2 separate regions of the Homo sapiens genome follow, and region 1 is linked to region 2. A link is a contact called in ENCODE Hi-C or POLR2A ChIA-PET data. All regions are on one chromosome and are shown on one strand. The core of a region is the stretch at or near the end of the contact, and the rest is flanking DNA. Distances in the headings are between cores, read along the strand shown.

Evidence for each region. A loop is a pair of places that touch in the nucleus more often than their neighbours do. ChIA-PET counts read pairs that join two places held with the same protein, here RNA polymerase II (POLR2A). Pooled maps may share reads with other maps.
Region 1: a loop to region 2 is called in a map of PC-9, with 6 times the contacts of the local background. The contact joins two enhancer-like sites. A Hi-C loop is called at or near these places in 6 of 168 maps with a recorded cell type or tissue (IMR-90, MCF 10A, PC-9 and 3 more) and 2 of 50 pooled maps. POLR2A ChIA-PET finds 5 or more read pairs at or near these places in 5 of 52 experiments (AG04449, AG04450, BJ and 2 more).

Annotation. Positions count from the first base shown.
Region 1 is chr2:37,765,424-37,772,023 of GRCh38, forward strand. The region is part of intron 2 of LOC107985869 (a long non-coding RNA gene); the gene reads left to right. Among named protein-coding and RNA genes, the nearest start is that of CDC42EP3, 97 kb to the left of the region's middle. Within about 2 kb of position 3,213, at least 10 of the 41 ENCODE cell types and tissues checked have a DNase peak (open chromatin) inside an H3K27ac peak, as active enhancers do; they include PC-9, where a contact is called at or near this core.
Region 2 is chr2:37,710,293-37,717,823 of GRCh38, forward strand. No RefSeq gene overlaps it. Among named protein-coding and RNA genes, the nearest start is that of CDC42EP3, 42 kb to the left of the region's middle. Within about 2 kb of position 1,704, at least 3 of the 41 ENCODE cell types and tissues checked have a DNase peak (open chromatin) inside an H3K27ac peak, as active enhancers do; they include PC-9, where a contact is called at or near this core.

The DNA of each region.
Region 1 (6,600 bases), core at 1,963-4,462, 57 kb after region 2:
AATGTATAATGTCAGCAATATACTATCACTGCTGTTATTAATATTTTGATAATGTTTGGTCTGTCAAGGACCAAAGCAATTCTGTATTCTATACAAGCAGCTTGTATACATTTTATACTTCTAAAGTAATTATTAATATATTTTCAGTTTAATTTAAAGATTGTTATTTACTTTGACCAGAGGAATAATTTAGGAATCAGAACAGTAGTTTACATCTCCAAGTTAGCAAAATGTGACAGATACATAATCTGTATTGGAAGTGATTTAAGCCTGGTATTTGTGATTCATCAAAGGAAAGCCCATTTGGTCTAGGTTGAAATAGTTTCCTTAGATGAGGAGTACTCTCCTTTTTATCAGTTATAGTATTCTTCACATCCATTTTGGTTCCAGGACTAAATGACATCCACGCCACACCGTGTATCAAAACACTCTATAACACATTTTTAAAAACCTCTAATACATTCTGATTGTTTTATAAAAGAGCTATCTTTTAAAAGAGCAGACCAAGTTCATGACAGAGAAGTTCTCTGGTGCATTCTGAAGCAAATAGAAAGAAAACAACAAAAATCTTAGAAAACTCGTAACTGACAAAATCAACTGCATTTGTTTTAGTTTGGAAACAGCACCAGCACCAGTTTCTTTCTTCTAAAAGAGTAAGAATTCACAGCAAGAATATTATTTTTGTTTACAAGAATTGTGTCTGAACCCTCTAAAATACGACTGTCAAGTCAAATGTCAAGAATGTTAATTAGTGAAAGGAAGGGGAGGAGTTGACGGGAGGCAGGCCGTCAGCACCAGCTCACTCTGTAAACAGAGCTGTGTCTTGAATTCCACAGCAATGGCATGGAGGCATTCTTTGAAAAGAGGAGATAATAGATGATGAAGTATCTAGCAAAAAAGATATGAAAAGCTTCTGTCCAAACACTGTTTATCAAACAAATATACTCTGATTGTAAACTGCCTAAAACTTGAGTTTCAGTTTGTTTAGCTCACCAGCATGTGAGTGTGTATATTCACTATTTGAGTTTTATTTCAGTTCTTCTCATTGAGGTCATTCCTTGTTTGAATTAGCTCATGCCCTCTGTTCAGAGGATCTCTTCAAAGTAGATTACAAGATTCAGAGATATTTTTTAAGTCCATTGATAAGTTCTCCAATTCTAAATATTCCACTGTTTAACCATCGGCCCATTAGCCCAGGCACAAAACAGGGAAGAAAGATACACCCGCATTAAAAACCAACAGGTTTTTTATTTCCTCAATGCTCCTGTGTCTTACCCTATTTAGAAATCATATGGCATATGCAAATAGATGTGGATAGGTTTGACAATTAAGTTATTATTTTATTTTTCTTTTAGACCTAGAGTTTAACCAAAACCATCGCTTCCATGCAACATCGCCCCAAATTCAACAGAGTGGGACTTGGCAGACAAGTTTTAATTATAGACCTTGCATCTATCTTGTGTCCATCAATATCATGGTTAACTTGGAAGTTAAAGAGGCATTTTGCAACATCACAGGTCTCTTCTCAACTCATTTAAAATTAATCCCAGTTAAAATAAAAAACACAAATCAAACAGGGCATTTTTCATATTCATTTTGTAGGTGCACTGTCAGAATTATAAATCAGCTTTGCCTAAGGAGTAAAATGAAACACACCCAAATGTAGTATTTTTAGGAAAAAATGTCTGGAAATGAGTGCATATGTTACTATGAATTTTTGTTAAAGATAAGCAAAACTCTAATATGCTAAAATTTATTGACTGGACAAAAATCTCCTCCACAGATGCAATTATTCACATACTCATTGGTCAAATATTTAGTGCATGCCTTGAGGATACACCACAAATCAACCCCTTCTCTGCTCCTCTTCCCCAGTCTCCAAAATCTACCTCCTACCTCCAACCCCACACTCACATGGAATTGCAAATAGCTTGATTGGATAAGCATGGACATCAGAGAAAACTCTCTGATACATTTTTGACACTTGCTAATAAAAGTATGTTGGGTGTTTTTCTTTCTACCTAAGGATGTTCCACCCATCATGGAGGGAAAATGGGGCTAAGAGAAGCCTGCCTCAGCTGGTGGGGTCATATCCACTCACAGATGTTAAGGAGTCTCCATGACAATGAGGACTTGAGGTGGGGAAGAAGAGACCCAGATATCTGCTTTGCCTTCTGTTCAAAAGCCAAGTGTCTGATTTTTCAAGTCTAGGGCTTTAAAACAAAAATCTCATTTGCAACATGCAGTCAGCAGCGGGGTGCCAAGCTCAGGACCTACCCCAAGGGGCTAGCAGCACTGTAGCCTCTGAGACCACCGTGCCACCTGGCTGTGCATTCAGATGTCATCCCTCCCCTCAGCAGGGCCAGGCTGACCACCAGACCGGCTGTAGAACCAGTTATTTGTACACCATGTTTGAAATGGACCTCAGAAATGGTACATTTGGTGAAAGTCAGGGTGTTCATAGAATTTATTATCCAAACTGGACATTTTTGAAAGAGAGAACTATTAATAATCATGCCAGGTCAACAGGCATGAGTGGAGCATGCCCCACAAAGACTTGGACACATGGCCATACCTGTATTTTTCTGTTTAGCAATTTGCAATTACTGCACACTTGAAGCATGTGTAGCTTCCCTGAGGCTCCACCTCTAGGGTTATACTGCCTGGAAATGTATTTTGGGGAAAAACAAACTTGTTGAAGAAAATGTCCTCACAAATGTGTAGCAATAACTCTAGGGGAAGTCACATTCCCACTTGTCTTGCCCATTGTGGTTAGAGGAGATTCTAGAATTAGAAAAGAAACCAAAAAATGAAAGATCTGCTCTAAGGGCTTAATTTTGCCCTTCAGGAAACAAACATACAGAGTGGCCCGTGGGTTCTTTAAAAATGTTCCCCATCAATCTTCCACCTCCTGTTCCTTCAACTGCCTCTATCTTATTTCACTTTTTGAAAAAAGTTGTTTTATCTCTGGCCTAGAAACTTTGGTACAGTTTGTCAATATCAGGAAGTCCATTAAGTAAGATTGCATATTATCCTTGCCAGAGCACGGCTGGCTGTCCAGCAGACATCATTTTATGTTTTTGTCTTTCTTTATTTGAAATACCTTTGATGTATCATCTCAGACAAAAAATGTAGTTGTTCAACAGCTCAGGGAAGAAAGCCTGAGCTTGCCACAGGAGGAGACAGGGCTAAGGCTGGGGAGTTGGGGGGAGTGTAAATAAAGTAGAGGACTGGGCAGAGCTACAAGAAATATTTAGCATTCCTGGCTTCCCACAAAGGGTAGGTCAAGGAGAGGGAATGAGCAGTTGGGATGGAGCGTACACCACAACTATTCTTTTTCGGTCCTAATCCAGTCCACTGTGACACATAAATGTCCCCAGTGGGCAGACCCCGAGTTTATTGTGTTGTGTGGCAAATGCTGAGTAATTACACACGATGCCTGTCTATATGCAGGATGGGGTCAAACTCTGTGGCAAAGACACAGCTGCTGGTTTCATGGCTGTGTGACAAATCCACTTTTGCTAACAATCGTCAAAGCCATATTCATAACACTATGTGTTTAAGGGATTGAGCACTAAAAGTCCGCTTCCACAGGCCCCTGTCAAAACAAAGTCCACTTCTTTACAGTGTGCCCACAGGCTGTCTGTGTCAAAAACCTGGTGTCACTTTTTGGAGTGGGATCTTGGAAGAGGAGCCATGCTCACTGTTGTTTGCCTGGATAGTGAATTGAAGATGGGGCTCTCTTTTCTTGAAACTCTCGGCGGGGTGGGGGGGGAAAGAAACGCGCCTTAGCATCCAAAATAAAGACAACCACACATACACCAAAACAGAAACAGCCATTTTGTTTTTAAAAGATCTGGTCATTGACAGGCTTTCTTTCTGCCCCGCCACTATGGTCTTCTCGGGTTAATTCATCTCCTGCTGCTGCAGGATCTATAAAATACTGTATTGAGATGACTTCAGTAGGTTTCCAACAGTGGGATTTTCCAGCTACTGGAAATACCCAAGGCCAGTGTAAACTCATTTGTTTTTCTTAATTTGAGCCTTAATTGCAGAGCCTACTTTTTGCTGGATGCTAATCCTCTCAAGCACTTCTGAGGCAAACACTCTAGGAGAGGATGTGGACAGAAGTACCCACGGAAAAGGGGACACTGTGACAAAGGGGTCAGCAGGTGAACAAATGTCACATATACCTCCTCTGTGTCATGCGGATGAGCAGGTTCCAGGTGATGAAAGTGAGAAGGTGCCTCCCATTGCAGGGCCCTAGCAACATAATGCTGTTCAGAATGCTCTTAATACAGAAGTGCCTATATTAGTCAGTGTTCTCCAGAGAAAAGGAACTACTGGGAGAGAGAGAGATTAGAAGGAATTGGCTCACACAATTATGGAGGCTGGCAAAGCCCAAGATTTGTAGGGTGAGTTGACAAGCTGGAGACCCAGGAGAGCCAATGGTGTAGTTACAGTATGAAGGCGGGCAGGCTTGAGGTACAGGTACACTTCAAGTCCAAAGGCAGCAAACAACTAATTTTTCCTTCTAGTTCAAAGGTCATCAGGCAGAATAGTTTCTATCATGTTTAGAGGAGGGTCAGCCTTTTTGCTCTATTTGGACCTTCATCTGATTGGATGGGGTCCACCTACATATGGTGGGCAATCTGCTTTCCTCAGTCTACTGATTCAAATGTTAAATATCATCCAAAAATATCCTCACATAAACATCCAGTATAATGTTTGACAAAATATTTGGGCACCATGTGACCCAGGCAAGTAGACACATAAAAAATAATCATGGCAGCACCTGGCCATGAAATGATAAAACCGAGCTTCAAATCTAGCTCTGTCTGACTCCAAAACCCATATCCTTTCTACCACTGTAGTGACCGATTTTGTTCTCAGGAAACTTAATTGTTCTTAAGGAGGTAAGATTTATAAACATTAAAAACTCTGCTTAAGAAAGGTATGTGAGGCCAGGTGCGGTGGCTCACATCTGTAATCCCAGCACTTTGGGAGGCCGAGATGGGCAGATCACCTGAGGTCAGGAGTTTGAAACCCTCCTGGCCAACATGGAGAAACCCCATCTCTACTAAAAATACAAAAACAAGCCGGGCGTCGTGGCAGAGGCCTGTAATCCCAGCTACTCGGGAGGCTAAGGCAGGAGAATCACTTGAACCCGGGAGGTGGAGGTTGCAGTGAGCCAAGATCATGCCATTGCACTCCAGCCTGGGTGACAAGAGCGAGACTTCATCTCAAAAAAAAAAAAAAAAAAAAAGGTATGTGACATAATGTGTTACATTATGATAAATGATCAATCATATTAATCAGATAATTGACCCATCAGCTGTAAAGTGTGAACCATGTTTACACCCAAGTTTTATTCCCAGTGGTGTAAATGTCCTTTTTTCACTATTTCTTGAGTAGGATACCAAGTGTAACACACACTGGAGTGTCTTTCAACTCCACAAGGAAGCTGGAACTCAGAGGGGTCTGGACCTTCCAGGCAAGTCCCTGGCTCTGCTCAGGAAGTCTAGCCATCTGCTGATGCCATGTGATATGGTTTGGCTGTGTCCCCACCCAAATATCATCTTGAATTGACCTGGTAGCAAGTAATTGAATCATGGGGGCGGGCTTTTCCCATGCTATTCTCGTGAAAGTGAATAAGTCTCATGAGATCTGATGGTTTTATAAGGGGCAGTTCCCTCCACATGCTCTGTTGCCTGCTGTCTTGTAAGATGTGCCTTTGCTCCTCCTTCACCTTCCACCATGATTGTGAGGCCTCCCCAGCCACGTGGAACTGTAAGTCTGTTAAACCTCTTTCCTTTATAAATTACCTAGTCTCAGGTATGTCTTTATTAGCAGCATGAGAAAGGACTCATCATGCTACATGGTGACAGCAGTGATGGAGACAGTGCCCAGGATTGCCTCCCCATGACAGCTAGCAAGGGCTGTGATGCTTTACAATTACTGTCAGCCCAGAATTAACTTCCATTCCGTAGACATTCATGGGTGCCTGCTATAATACATAAAAAGCACAATATGGAAACAGGCTGGGGCCAAAGGGAGACAAAGACCCAGTCTCTGCCTTCCGAGTGCTTGCAATAGAAGGGGATAAGAAACACAGCTGTGTAAGAGAGATGCCAGATGATAGATACATGCAGTATACTCTGGCAGTTCCCAAGGGGAGAGATATCACTGCACCCTATGGGGAGCTGAGCAGAGGAGACATTTGACGTAGGCTTGGGAGTATGTGTAGGAGTCCAGCAGATGGGGTAGGGAAGGAAAAACAGGAGCAAATGCACAAAAGAGGAGAAGCAGAGGATTTTTCTAAACAGCAATGACTCATGCAGTTTGTCTGAATTGTAGAATATACGAGAGGGAGTAGCAGGAATGAGACCTATTTTCTGGGCTTGCACTTCACCCTAAACTCCAGTCATCTGTAAGATTCATCTCTTTTGGCTCATCCTCCTGAGCAGGAGCAGACAACCCCAGGCAACAGGCAGCACTTGCCCAGCAGTCAGGCTGCTGAACTGCTCTCCAGTGTGTGTGCATGTGAGGACCCATGAAACAGGGGCCACAGTGTCCTCCCCACCCAGGAACTCAGCCTGG
Region 2 (7,531 bases), core at 454-2,953:
TGGTTCTGCTTGGAAATACATCTTCTACTGAGGTTGGAGGCTGATGAGGAAAAGTAAAAACAATGAGGGAGGTAAAGCAAGAAAAGAAACAATACACTACAGATAAGCAATGAACAATTTTGTTTCCTGGGGGAAATGCAGAATTTTCTGTTTTCTAGAGATGTGGCCAACTGGGAATAACACCTTCCTTGTCTTCCAAGCCACAGATGTGGGCTTTTCCAGTCCTAACTTGGAGAAAAAAAATTAGGTTGAAGATATATACACAAAATTCATACTCTGGGTTTCCCACCAAAACATGGAACAGAAATGGAAGACAACAAGGTAAAGAGCATTGGCTCTGGAGTCATCCAAACCCGCGTTGACTACCCGTTATAAACAGTGTTTTGTCCTTCAAAATTCCTCGGGCTTCCGTTTCCTCATTTGTAAAATGAAATGACTTTGCAGGGCTACGGTGAGAAAATACATATGTGTGGGAAGATAGCCTATCAATGTAAGTGTATAAATATCTCTAAAAAATCTCTCTATATACAGATAGCAGTATTTATCTCCATATCTGTATTTATATCACATAGTCAGCACTCAATGGCTAGATGCATTGGTTATTATTGTTGTCTCGAGGTAAGATAGGCTTAGAGTTTTAGTGGTAGGCTGAGTAATGATCCCCCAAAGATGTTCGCATCCTAAAGCTTGGAACCTATGAATCTTGCCATATGTGACAAAAGAGGGTCTGCAGATGTGATCAAGTTGAAGATCTTGAGATGGGGAGATTACACTGAATAATCTGAGTAGATTCGATGCAAACCCAAGGGTCCTCATAAGTAGGATGCAGGAGTCAGAGTCAGACAGGAGGAGGCGTGATGACAGAAGAGAGGGACAGAGAGAAAGAGATTTGCGGATGGTGACTCTGAAGATGGAGGAGGGGGCCATGAACCTGTTGGAGCTTCCCCCACAACAACTTCTCTCTGGGGGTTCATCTGTTGAGAGTCACAATCGCAATCTTATAGGAGCTGGAGCTTTGCAGGGAGACCCTGAAGACACCCAGAGGGAGGCTCCCCAGTGCTGTCTTTGGAGACTTGCAGGCAGGTGCCTTGTCCTCTCTATCACCAGCAAGTAAACTGCAACTGGCCCTGCACCTCCTTTTGAGATGACTTGGGATTTGATGGGAGCTCAGGGAGCCAAGGAAGGCAAAGAGAAGCAGGAGCCCCGCCACACACATTGCAAGTGGTGGATTGCTGGCTGTGGTTTTCCTGGAAGGCTCTTAAATGGCTTTCAGGACATTCTTTGTTGGGGCCCTACATTCTTTAGCAGGGCTATCATGACTTAAGGGGTGTGGCCAGCAAGCCACATCCTCAGGGTGTTTTGTGGGCTGCTCTGCAGTGTGGCATAGGGACCCTGGCTTGAGAGACCTGCTGCTCTTTAAATCTATTACTCAGGAAGTGTTTGGCCTTTTTCTGCTTATTCTGGTGAAAACATATCTCCAGTTTCCCACTGTGAAAAAGACTTTGTCCTAAAGTTTTGGGGAACTGTTATTTAGAGTCCTTACACCTGCTAAGATATCTCCCCAAGTCCCAAAGGCCAAAAATAAAAGGCAACTTTCTACCCCAAGCCACCATAGTGGCTGCACTATGGTCAGACAAGTGGTCATCATCCTGGTCTGTAACATCTTGCTCACTCCTCTGTGCTCCCATATACAGTCATAGTGTATAGCTGCATTAAAGCACTTGTTTCAACATTTTGAAATTGTGCTTTCCCCATCACTTAGAATCCATGCATTCTTCAGTGCTGGGATCACATCTTATAGAGCTTGGTATTCCCAGATATTAGTATGGTGCTTGTCACGTAAGTTATTAATAAATGTTTCTTAGATGAGCAAACTTTACCTCTGTGGTAATTTGTGTAGCTGCTATCCACTCGATGTAGTTGCTTTTCAAAAAACTGAGGTATAATTTACATACAATCTACCAGAAAGTGTTAAGTATTCAGTTCAATTATTTTGACAGTTGAATATATCATGACAATTGACTACACCAAAACAAGAGGCAACCACTGTTTATGTCTTTTTTTAACCAGAGATTAATTTTGCCTAGTTTTGGACTTTATAGAATTGGTTTATATATTATACACATTTTGTGCAGCTTCTTTCACTTAGCATAACTGGAAGTCTCAAGTTTTATTCATACTGTTACATCATCAGTAATTTTTTTCTTTTTCCTTTTTTTTTTTTTTTTGAGATGGAGTTTCGCTCTTGTTGCCCAGGCTGGAGTGCAGTGGTGCAATCTCGGCTCACCACAACCTCTGCCTCCTGGGTTCAAGTGATTCTCCTGCCTCAGCCTCCCAAGTAGCTGGGATTACAGGCATGCACCACCACGCCCAGCTAATTTTGTATTTTTAGTAGAGATGGGGTTTCACCATGTTGGTCAGGCTGGTCTTGAACTCCCGACCTCAGGTGATCGGCCCGCCTTCGCCTCCCAAAATGCTGGGATTACAGGCGTGAGCCACTGTGCCTGGCCAGTAATTTTTTCTTTTTCTTTTTGACTAATATATATCTATTGACTAATACATATCTATTTCTTTTTGACTAATATTCAATTTATGAATATGCCAGAGTATGTTCATCCACCCTCATATTGATGAACATTTGGGTTGTTTCCAGTTTGGGCTGTTATGGAAAAGCTTCTTTGAGTATTCTTGTACAGTTCTTCTTGTGGACATATGTTTTCATTTCTTTTGAGAGATATTGAGGGTGGAATTGCTGGTTGTAGGATACATGAAGAAGTTAACTTTATAAAAATCTGACAAACTATTTTCCTAAGTGGCCGTACCATTTGCATTCCTACCAACAGTGTTTGAGAGTTCCATTTCTCCACATCCACATCAACTTTTGGTATTGTCTTATCTTTACATCTGAGCCATTTTAATAGGTGCAAAATGGCATCTCATGGTGGTTTTAATTTCCATATCAGTGATGATTAATGATGTGGAAAACACTTTCATGTGCCTATTCCTTGTTCTTATACTGTAGTACCCACTAATCCCTGGGGGATTCATTCTAAGAACCCCAGTGGCCGCCTGGAACCAAGTATATTACTGAACTCTGTATGTACTATTTTTTAAAAATCTGATAACTAAGGCAGCTACTGACTAAGGGGTGGGTAGCACAGACTGTGGATATGCTGGACAAAGGGATGATTCAGCTCCCTGGTGGAACAGAGCAGGATGGCTCAAGATTTCATCACGCTACTCAGAATAGTGGACGATTTTAAACCACAAATTGTTTATTTCTGACATTTTCCATTTAGTATTTTCTGACTGTGGTTTACTGTAGGTAACTGAAACTGGAAAGTGAAACCAAGGATAAAGGGAGGGACTACTCTATGTATCTTTTTTTGTGAAATGACAGCTTCAATCTTTTGCCCATTAAAAAAATTAAATTGTCATATTATTGATTTGAAAGAGTTCTTTATATACAATGCATACATGCCCTTTGTCAGATATATGTACTGATTTGCATATTCATTTTCTTAATGGTATCTTTTGGTACACAGAAATTTTTGTTTTAATGAAAACCAGCTATCATTTTTCATAGTTCGTGCTTTTTGTGTTCTGTCTAAAAAAATTTGCCTACTCCAAGGTTGTAAAGTTACTCTTTTATGCTTTCTACTAGAAACTTTATTATTCTAGGTTATATTTTGTTCTATGTTTATCTCAAACTATTTTATTGTATGGCGTGTGACAGGAGTCAAGTTTTTTGTTTGTTTTTTATATGGCCATCCAGTTGTTCCAGCACCACTTGTTAACAAGTCTTCTTTTCTTCATGAAATCACCTTGTCACATTCAGTTAAAAATCAGTTGATTCTAATCTTGATGTGAACCTAAAACTACTCTAATAAAGCGTTTTAAAAAATTAATTAAGTCTATACATATGAGTCTATTTCTGGATTCTGTTCTCTTGATGTATTTGTCTATCTTCACGTCAATACTGCAATGCATTGATTAGTCTAACATATTCGGTTTTAGAACTGGGTATTATAAATCTTCCAACTTTAATTTTTTCAAGATTGCTTTGGCATTTTCATATCAGTTATAGGTTCAGCTTGTAAATTTCTCTAAAAAGTCCTACTGAAATTTTGATGACTGTATTAAATTCACAAATAAATCTGAGGAAAATAAATATCTTAACAACATTGAGTCTTCTACCTCATAAACATTGAATGTCTCTCCCTTTTGTCTGGGTTTCTTTAATTTCTCACATCAGTGTTTTACAGTTTTTTACTGTAGAGAAATTGTACACCTCTCTTAGCATTTTCCTATTTGATATTTTTTGATACTATTGCATATAGTATTTTTTACATGTTGTTTTCCAATTGTTTACTGCTGGTATATAGAAATAGAATTGATTTTTATATATTGACCTAGGTAAACTCATTACTTAGTTCTTATAGTTATTTTGTATCCATAGTTTTCTATATAAACAATTGTGTCATCTGCAAAGAATGACAGTTTTACTTTCCTCTTTATACGAATTACTTCTTTCTTTCCTTTATCTATATGCCTTCTATTTCTTTTTCTCCTCTTATTGCATTGGCTACAACTGCCAGTTAAATGTTAAGTAGAAATGATGAAAGTGAAAGTCCTTGCCTTGTTCTTTATGTTAAAAGGAAAAATCAGTAAGTATTATATTAGCTGTAGGTTTTAAGAGATCCTTTTCAGCAGTTTGAAGAAGTCCTTGTCTATTTCTAATTTGCTCAAGAGTTATTATCATGAATGGAGGTTGACTTTGGTCAAACGCTTTTTTATGCATCTACTGAGATCATTGTATGGTTTCCCTTTATTCTTTCATTGACTAATTTTCAGATGTGAAACCAATCTTACATTTCTTTAAAAACCTTCACTTGGTCATGATGTGTATTTTGGAAATATATTATTGGATTAGTTTTGCTAATATTTTGTTAAGGTTTTTTCAGCTGTACTCATAAGGAATATTGGTTTGTAATTTTCTTTTCTTATAATGTCATTGTCAGTATTTGGCATTGGCAGTATGCTGGCTTCATGGGAATTATTCTCTCCATCTCTAGTTTTGAGAGAACTTGTGTTGACTTGGTATTATTTCATCCTTAAATGATAATAGATTTCATTGGTAAAGTCACCTAGATCTCAAGTTTTCTTCATAAAAAAATTTTGATAATAAATTCAATTACTTGAATTGACATAAGAATATTTATTTATGTTTTTATATTTCTGTTATATATTTCAGTAAGTTGTGTTTTTAAAATTATTTTTCTATTTCATCTTAATTGTTTAATTTATTGACTTAAAGTTGTTCATAATATTTCCTTGCTATCTTTTTCATAACTATAGGGTCTGTAGAAATGCCCTTTTTTTTCATTTCTAACACTGGTAATGGGATTTTCTATTTCACTTATCAGTCTTGCCCTGGGTTTCATTAATCTTTTTTTTTAAACACACTTTTAACATTGTTGATGTTCTCTTTTTGTCAATTTTCTGTTTTATTAATTGACATTCTTACCATCATTTTTCTTTCTTATACTTTGGGTTTTAGTTGTTATTTTTCTAGCTTCTTCATGTGAAGGCTTAGATAATTGATTCTATACCTCCCTTTTTTAAAAAATTGAATGCTATACATTTCCCTCTAAGTACTTCTTTAGCTACATCTCACAAATCTTGGTAAGTTGGGTGTTCATTATCATTCAGTTCAAATGATTTCAAATTTCTTTTGTAATTTCTCCTTTGACCATATGTTATTTAGATATATAATGTTTAATTTTCAAATATTTGGGTTTTTTCAGATATCTGATGGTTATTGATTTCCATATTGTCATTATGGTCATAAATGTACTCTGTATGGTTTCAATCTTTTTAATTTTAATGAGTCTTATTTTCTGGCTCGGCATTTTTGATCTATCTTGGTTAATAGTTCATGCAAAGTTAAAAAGAATGTATATTTTGCTGTTTTGGGAGTGGTGTTTTGTAAATGTTGATTAGGTCAAATTGGTTGACAGTGTGGATCAAATATTTTTAAATTATACTCTTTTCCCTGCTTTTTAAATCAGTTACTCAGAAAGTGATGTTAATATGTTTAACCGTGACTGTAGATTTGTCTTTCTCTCATATTAATTCTACTTGGTTTTGCTTCATATATTTTCAAGCTATTTTTTTCTCTCATCTTTTTCCATTCATTTATCCTGCTTTTTCTGCTCTCTTTCAGGTGAATCATGTATATTTCAATATCCCATTTAATCTCCTGTATCAACCTTTAAGCTCTATCTTTTTGTAATACCTCTGTGAGGTTTTTTGGAGTTATTTTAGATATTATGCTATGCATATTTAAATCATCTTAATCTACCTTCAATAATATACTACTTCATAATCAATGGAAGACACTTCCAATTGAATAATTTCGTTTAGAGTCCTTCCACCCTTTGTGCTATTTTTAAAAATATTTTACTTCTACATGTGCTATAAATTCCACAATACATTATTTTTGCTTCATTCAACAATCTTTTAAAGAATTACATATGTATGTATCTATACAGTCTATATATACCTATATATATTTATTGATATAAATACATATCACTTAAAAAGAAAAGGTTATTTTACATTTACCCAGGTATTTACCCTGCCTATTGTTCTTCATTCTTTTAAAAAATTATTTCTTGTACAGTAAGTCTTCTAGAGATAAATCCTGTCAACTTTTCTCTTTCTGAAAATACGTTTTATTTTACTTGAATTTCTGAAGGATACTTTTATAGAATTCTAGGCTGACAATTTTCTCCTTTCAATACTTTAAAAAATGCTATTCCATATTCTTCTGGATTCCATTTTTTCTCTAAGTCAGCCTTCATCTGTATTGTTTTCCCCCACATGTAATCTGTCTTTTCCCTCTGGGTGCTTTAAAGATTTGGTCTTCATCTTTGGTCTTCAGCAACTTGACTATGATACGCCTAGATTGATTATCTCTGCTCTCACCGCTTTCCTTGCAAACAGCATTTTCTGAGGATGGAAAACATGGCCCACTCCTTCCAGGAAGGTGGCTAGCAAAACCTATCTGGGTCTGCGACCTTGGGATACTTGCTGGAATGTTTTCAATTTAATGGGCTCCCTGGTGTTATTGCTCTTGCTTGGTTTTGTTGTTGTTAGCTTTGGAGTAAAAAGCTGGCATTTGTTGGTGAGTGTCTTAGTCCCTTTTTTACTGCCATAACAAAATAGCTCAGACTGGGTAATTTATAGACAGCATCAAGTTATTCCTCATAGTTATGCACTCTGGAAAGTGCAAGACACAAGGTTCAGTGTCTGAAGAGTGTCTGGTCTCTGCTTCTAAGATGTCTCTGTCTTCACATGATGGAAAAGCAGAAGAGCAAAGAGGAGCTAGTTAGTTCCCTTGAGCCCTTTTATAAGGGCATTAATTCATTTATGAGGTAATTGATGTTTTATAATACAGATTCAAATATGTAACAGGAAGCCTGCCACGTTTCATTTAATCTAAGATGCTGTTGATTGTAAAGCCATT